Regions from separate parts of the Homo sapiens genome. Here regions 1 and 2 are each linked to region 3. The links are chromatin loops, found by intact Hi-C in ENCODE. Cell type or tissue: endothelial cell of umbilical vein. All regions are shown on one strand.

Region 1 (2,500 bases), 1.7 Mb after region 3:
TTTGCTGCAGTGTATTACAGTTTCTAATATAGTATCTTACTCAACATTCAATACATGCTTACTGAATGATAATCATAATGAACTACATTACACTTAAGCTAGTTTTTGCTATTCTGTTAATTTCACTTAATTTTTCTTATAATTTTTATAATAGATGCCTATTGCTAAAATATCATTTCTATCAGTTGAAACACTGACATGACATTTTGTTTTGCTAGACCCTATCTACACAAATAAATACTATTCATAGAATTTAATTTAAGGACCCATATTTTCAAGAAAAGCTTGTATAGAGCAAAACAAGCTCTTTTCAAGCCAGAAAATGAGATTGAGTGGTAGAGTCAAGGACCTCTAACTTTTGAGTTCACCATTGTATCTAGGAACTATCTGGTAACATGCCTTAACTGCCAGGATAGGAAATGAATATGTCGTATAACTTACTTAGAAGTCCTAGGCCGTGGAGAGCTGTATAAATTAAACTGAACACCTAGAATGACTGTTGGAAGCCAGAGCTATGCACAGAGCATCTGTATAATGTGCTCTGTGTGGTTGGCATTGCTAAACAGACAAGCTGTCACATTCATTCTAGCTGAATATTCTAGGGCTCTTCCTCTGTCAACCAAGGTAGAGGACATGGCAGTAGTCAAACCTCAAGGTGACAAAAACCTAAAGTAGTGTGGTAAGCCCTGTATTAGAGGGGAATTTACAAGTGTAGGTAGGGAGAGGCATCTTTTTCCACAGCATCTATATCATAATCCAAATGCATCCTTGGACTGAGAACATCCCTATTAAAATAAAGGCATATTCTGTAATGACAGGGACCATACTCAGTAAATCTAGATCTTAACAAAATCAAAATCTCTAGATAGGGTCCTATTAAATATTTCTAAGCAAAACAAAAACAAATATTTCGAATACTGCAAGCATTTAATGGGGGAAATGAATAACATTGTGAAATTCAACAAAGAATGTTACCATCAATTTATTAACACAAAGGTTAAATGAATATATTTCAATTTATTAAAAAAGAAAAATAGTCTATTTAGGAAAAAATATTATATGTATTTCTTATTCCAAAGAAGGAAGAAATTAGTTGTTTTTAATTTTTATAAATATTTTCTTTTTAAGCAAAGAAAGAATGATAATCCTTAAATGGCAGGTGTATGGCTTTAGGAGACATTCTATGAATTATGGCTATTTGGTGCCACCTAGTGGTAAAGGGCTTTTAAAAATCAATTTGTGTTACTTCTGCTTTTAGAAAATTGGTAGTGAGAAACAACTTATAGATGGCTGAATGGCCACCTAAAAGAGATACAAATTAAGACAGAATTCATTTGATACTCCTAGACATTAACTAAAATTGGCTGTTACACTCAACACTGGAGTGACATCTGGTTTGACTGAGATAGAATGTTTTATGCCTAAAAGAGCTGATTTGAGGTTGACAGCTTTTTATTCGATTCTATTTTTATTTTTCGATTGGTTGGTTTCTAAAGTCAAGGCTATAGATATGATTGATGTAAAGTTGGAAATGATGTACTATCGCATAATTATTATAATATTATCAATATTATAAATGACATACTTGTGTCATTCTGTGGCCAGAGTGAAACTAACATATGCCTTATAGCATATGGAAGACTTAAAAGTGCCAGATATTATTTTCAGAATTCAGGATGGGCATGCCAAATTTAGTGACCATACCATTATAGCCTCCAGACCAAGCACTTATTTGTTTTTGTTTTTTTTTTTAAGAGAACCTGTTCCAGTCACAGCTGCCAGAAGGAGCAGATGCACAAACCATTGGTCTTCCCTGGGGTACAGTTCATTGAACTGTTTATCATGAATATTCATTATAAGCCAAGAATGAAGCAATACAATGGAATGTCAAAGCCATTTTCAAGTTATGGAATCCACAAAGAAAGAGAATAAGGCAATTCTTTAGAGAAGTCAGAATAGTGGGGCCATGTGTAGAGAATAACAAAGACGAGGGACCTATAATTTATGAGAGAAACGGGTAATCTTATTTTTTGACTTTCAATGCCAGTCTTCCTGTGCCCCAGCTTTTGGCTTTGTTTCTTATTCTTGGTTGTCCCTGATAATGCCTTCCAATGACTGCCTTCTTCCATGACCTGGAGGTTTTTGATTCTTTCAACCAAATGATCCCACAGTATAAAGGTATGTTTCAAATATGGTGAAATGGATTTCATCAAATGGGAATGATAGCTTTCATAAAATATTTATGAATATTGGCTTGTTACCAGGTATAGAATATTTGACTGAAATTTTAATGTTACACTGAATTTTAAATCCTGAATTTTGCTTTTGATAATATTTCTTAGATGTGTATTTTTCTCCTGTATTTCCTATTCAGCAAGTACCTATTGTTGCCTCATTAAGTATTTGTGTGGAGTGTGTAATGCACACTGCTGTTCCTGGCATGGGTTTCCAGAAGTCCTAGATTGGTTGGGTTTATGTGACTGATGGATGTAGAATTATA
Region 2 (2,500 bases), 320 kb after region 3:
ATTATGCTGCAAATGGAAACCCCCAACATAGAAACATATATTCAGCGTTTGAACTGAGAGTTTGTATAGACTTTTCCACACCCTATTCTAAAGTTTCACTCTCACTTTAATTACTAACTTCTACTTGCCTTATAACATCCTAAATCCAGTCTCTGATCACTATCACCTCCTTATTGTTTTATAACCCAGTTTCTGCCGTTAATGGCATATATTATATCTGAGAGCTGCACAGAGCAGTGAATGTTCTGGTTACCCTTGGATTTATAGAGATTTACTCAAACTGCCGCCTGGTCTCTTGACCTGTCAACAGTCAGGGGCGGATCAACAGAACTCTTCTCTTCACTGTGGGTTAGACAAAAGCCACTGACGAAATTCACTTCCAACCACATAAAGTTCAAAGGCACTGGCCTGAGTGGTCCAAGTGTTTATTCAGGAACATGTGGATCTGATGAGTGTGAGGAGATTGGTGCAGTATGGCTCAGATGCAAGTCATTGAGTATAATTGATTTTTAATGGGCTGGCTACCTGCCACCAGATGTTCATCAATTAGGTACGCTTTAAAAATCAACACAGCTGCTTATTTCATGCTGACTATCCAGTCGCTGAGGTATTGTTACATAGAATAAGTCATATCCGTGCTGGGTGATCTTACTTTTTTTGCTCTTGACCAGTCATGATCTAGGCCTACAATTATTAATAGCATCTCCTTTCTCTCTCTCAAAATGTCCTGGTTTGAATAATAAATCACATGGGCATTTACCTATTTGTCACACTCTTTCATGCACTGTACAAAGTAAATTAGACATAGGTCTTGCCCTCTAGCATCAAATAATTCATGTTAACATCATACAAAAAACAGGTCTTACCTCTGAAAATCATTAAATTTCAGCACTAACAGGAACTTTGAGATTGCATTTAGTCTAATGCTTCTTAAGAACTGGTTTGTGAATTGGTGAATTAATCTTTACCAACTTGCTTCTGCTTCTCCTGAACATATTTGCAAACATCATCTCAATGTCCTCCTTTGATTCTTCCTTGCTGTTTCTCTCAACTCTTCTAGACTCTCTCTGGGGCTACCTTATTTCCTCATGTGACTAGTAAAGCTCATGTCCAGGGAAGATCTTTCTCTCCTTTGAATCAATGTCTCCTCTACAACAATCTGATTAAATGACCTTATTGTTCATTATATTGGAATGTACAATCACTTTTAGGTAAAAGCAAATATCCATCCTAAAATATTTTGTAAGATAATTTAATTTTGTATCTATAAGGAAGAAGACAGTGTTTTTATAAATGGATTTTCTACCATCTTAGTTATGTTATTTTGTTTATGTTATTTTGTATGAGAATATTAAAACTTTTTTTAAAAACTTTTAACCCTCTTCATGCTACACTGTGCTATTTTAGATAAGTGTCGACTGGATAATTTTGACTAGGTCTAGCCCAGTCCCTACTTAGGAGACCACGTTTCCCTTCTGAATCTCCATTGATCTCCAGGAAGTATTTGCCCTCTAGTGGCTGCAGGCTCTAATATTTAGCACATATATATATTTTTTACTCTTTTTAAATTTAATTTTGATATTTATCAAAATAATAGTTATAGAGGATTTAAAAAATCATATTCTCCTAATATCTGTAATGAAATACAGAAGTGCCATTTCCCATGGCAATCACTTTCAATCTTTTAGTTATTCCTTTTGCAGTTACCTTCATATTCCTAAATAATGTATTTAACTTGCTATTTTTAAAATTTTTTCTATTTTAGAATTTTTCTTCTTTTAGAAGGGGAATTTTTTTTTTGCAACAATCCTCTCACAGACATATTGTCTTTGTTCTCACAATTTTTGGTTAATTTGGTTCTCAAAATTTTTGGTTAATTAAATACCACAATTTTTGGTTAATTAAACAATCAGGGTCAATACTAGGTTATGACTTGGTAAATTTTGTTAAAGTTTGGCTGGGTAGTAAATTATGATCATATTTTCTTTTCTAGGCAATCTTTTCTTATCTCAAAAACTAGCGATTATCTTGTTGTCTCTTCAGTTTTAATTTTGTTTGTTTAGTTTTCTGTGTATCTATCATAAATTTGGCAACCCTAACTTTCTCCCAAACCTATAAATCTCTCAATTCATTCTTGGGTAATCTGTAAGTTCCTTTTTATGTTGCTTGAAATAGCCTCACGAAGAGTTGGTCCTCCTATTCCAATCTGTACCCTCAGGAAGAAGGCTTTGCTGTTGTTGCTATGGTTGTGTTTTCTCCTCTCATCCAGTGTCACTGTTGATAAATCTAACGCCATTTTGATACCTGTCCTTTTGAATGTGAACTGCTTATTTCACTCATTTAGCTTTGTTTTCTTCCACACTGGATACTCTTAGCTGTCTCTCTTTAAACCTAGCATTCTGAGATTTCATAATGATGCCCCCTGCTATAGGTCTTATTGCATTCATTGTGTTCAAAGTTATTGGATACTTTTGATTTGAAATTTACATTCTTTGTGTCC
Region 3 (2,500 bases):
AATGAGGATGAGAGCTCTGTCTTCTCCCCGCTAAGCTGTGTTCTGCCTTGTAAATTAAAATGCTCCTCCCATTGCTCAGTCCTGGGATTTGGTGCTAGGCAGCCCCTGCTGCTTAAGGTAATTAATGGATCCTTGGGGCCTACACCTGTTTCTGTGCTTAACGCAATTCAAGGCAGGCCCTTCATTATCAACTGAACACAACTGTTGGAAATGGAAGCAGAGAACTCTGTAGTTGAAAGCTGCTTCCAAATGAAGAGTACATTAGCACCGGGAAGCACTGCTCCAATTGAGCTGATCTGCCTACCACTCACTTTTCAGTGATGTGTGCTGTTTCTCATTCATGTTCAGATAGCTACTCACCAGAGTTATTCAAAACTTAATTTTAGGACTGAGGTGCGTCTTAGTGCTTCTTTCCATATCTGCTCCTCCTCTCGGCAAAGACCTCTGTCACTCATACTGAGTGCCATATTTACATGCCAAGATAAAAACCACACACTCACACCATCTAAGAAGGAAAGTGTATTTTTTCCTTTCAGCAGCCAGATTTTAAAAACAAACAAACAAACAAGCAAAGCAAACAAAAACAAAATCACAGCTGCTTATCCCATGATAAAATAATTGACTTAGCAAAAAGACAAGAGATGTAGTTAACTCAAAATTGTTTTCTTTCAGAGTGAAAGGCATGTTACCAGTATCCAGCTACTCTAACTGTAGTACTGGATAGCTTTCATTGTATACATTTTAGTGTACTTTAATCAACTTCAAATTGCAATGCTTAGAAAAGATTATTTTTATTACATATTTTGTGGATTGATAGTGATAGCTAATCCACTGTGTTTTTGCTTCAGCCCACTATGAAAATTGGATATTGAATCAGCTGGGAAAATGAATTCCTTACTGAGCATTTCAACTTAAACTTGGGTTCCAAGTGGATTAAACAGATGATGTTGTAACACTGTTATCAGCCTGACAGGAAATGCATAGAGACACCAGTCCTCGTTTCTTAAAGTGGAGGAGCCTCAGCTAGCAAATTGCCACTTATTAGCTTGTCTCACCTATAAAAGAGCCATGGAAGAGAAGTGCAAGAGAACTGAAGTGATTTCCTGATGACAGCAGGGGGTGCTCTCACTAGACTGAAGGACAGATACATTCTCAGAGCAGTAGGAAAGGAATAACACATTGCCTTACTACGACTCTATATGAGACTTTAGAAGTGCCTAATACCTGCCTGGAGCAAAAGAATTAATATGCTCTATTCCACGGCTCTGCCGTCTTCAACTTTGATAAATACTTAAAAATGTATTTTTGAAAAGTCATTAACTTCTGGAATATAGGATTCAGCCACCACACTTAGAATGTGTGAAACTGTGGTGCAATTTGTAACAGGATGTACACCACATTTTTAATCAGGGAATTGTGTTTTTTAAAGCTAAGAGACCTGTAGTGAATTAAGGCATTTGGCTCAGCCAAACATTCCAATCACGAAACGATCGAAGAGGAAATCTATAGAATCTTATTATAAACTTACAAAAAGGATAACTGTGGGTCTCGGCCATAAACTGAAGTAATACAGATGAACTGGACACATATGTTGCACAATAGGTGATTCAGAGCAATATAGCCTATGCTGTTTTATGATATGGAAAGCAATCAAATCTTATTTGCAAAAAATTCAGATCAATTGAATTTTAATGAGAAGCAGGTGCTGGAGTGTAGCATCCACAAAGAATTCTGGGAATGTTTAAAATTAGTCCCATATTTGCCAGGAGACAGTTGGGTACATAAACTTTTTTATTTCTTGATTCATGGGTCTATTCGGACTGTAGATTGCTCTGCCATTCTGAGTTCAGCAATTTGAATAAATTATGCTGAAAATCACTTGGTGGTTCATTTTGTGTGAAATTATATTTTCGCTGGAAAGGTTAATTTTGAAGGGAGCTTGAATGGCTGGAAATTGTGCAGCTGGGGAGTCTGCATGTTCAGAAGGCAGCAGTTATTAAAAGCGATTGCATTTCCTCCCAGATTTCTCCTGAGACCAGAATCAGTGGAGATGTTAAACCTTGCTTGACACCCCAGTTGGATAATTGTGGGTGTGGGAGCTAATCAGCAGAAGATGTCTCCTCAATTTAAATCTTGTCAGTTAGTCAAGATTAGGGCTTCCTGTACCGAGCACCATTAGGTTGGTTGCATATCAATGTGCTTGGAAAGATGTCCACAAAGCCCAACTGTAGCAGTAAGAAGTTAGTGGACATCAAAGATTGAGAAATTAAGCCACACCACTCCATAAACACAAACTGGAGGGCAAATTGGCAAAAACAAAGAAAAAAATAGATCCATGGGTGCGTATAAAAGCAGTATTATATCCACTCAAAGAAAGCAAACATGTTACCTAATCTTAGAAGTCTTTATGGCAGGTATGGGCAGCAATATCAAGCCAAAGCCACAAATGAGAACACTTGTTGGCTCTCCCTTGCAATGAAGCGAGAGAAGGCAACAGAAA

What was found. Peaks named below come from ENCODE experiments on the same cell type or tissue, not always from the same donor. Only the 100,000 strongest peaks of a DNase experiment are listed, where the experiment ranks them.
Region 1: a loop joins it to region 3, with 5 times the contacts of the local background. A loop is called at or near these places in 2 of 110 quality-filtered maps.
Region 2: it touches region 3 in a loop (3-fold over the local background); 10 of 110 quality-filtered maps call a loop at or near these places.

Annotation. Positions count from the first base shown.
Region 1 is chr7:114,025,404-114,027,903 of GRCh38, reverse strand. No RefSeq gene overlaps it. Among named protein-coding and RNA genes, the nearest start is that of PPP1R3A, 110 kb to the right of the region's middle. In endothelial cell of umbilical vein, a CTCF peak has its summit at 1,195 (motif pointing left); a DNase peak (open chromatin) is centred at 1,223.
Region 2 is chr7:115,355,351-115,357,850 of GRCh38, reverse strand. No RefSeq gene overlaps it. Among named protein-coding and RNA genes, the nearest start is that of LINC01392, 130 kb to the right of the region's middle. In endothelial cell of umbilical vein, a CTCF peak has its summit at 1,485 (motif pointing left); no DNase peak of the experiment used is centred here.
Region 3 is chr7:115,678,720-115,681,219 of GRCh38, reverse strand. It overlaps LOC100506489 (a long non-coding RNA gene), which reads left to right. Exons shown (of 2, transcript NR_187628.1): 2 at 849-1,875. Among named protein-coding and RNA genes, the nearest start is that of SNORA25B, 99 kb to the right of the region's middle. In endothelial cell of umbilical vein, a CTCF peak has its summit at 1,098 (motif pointing right); a DNase peak (open chromatin) is centred at 1,119.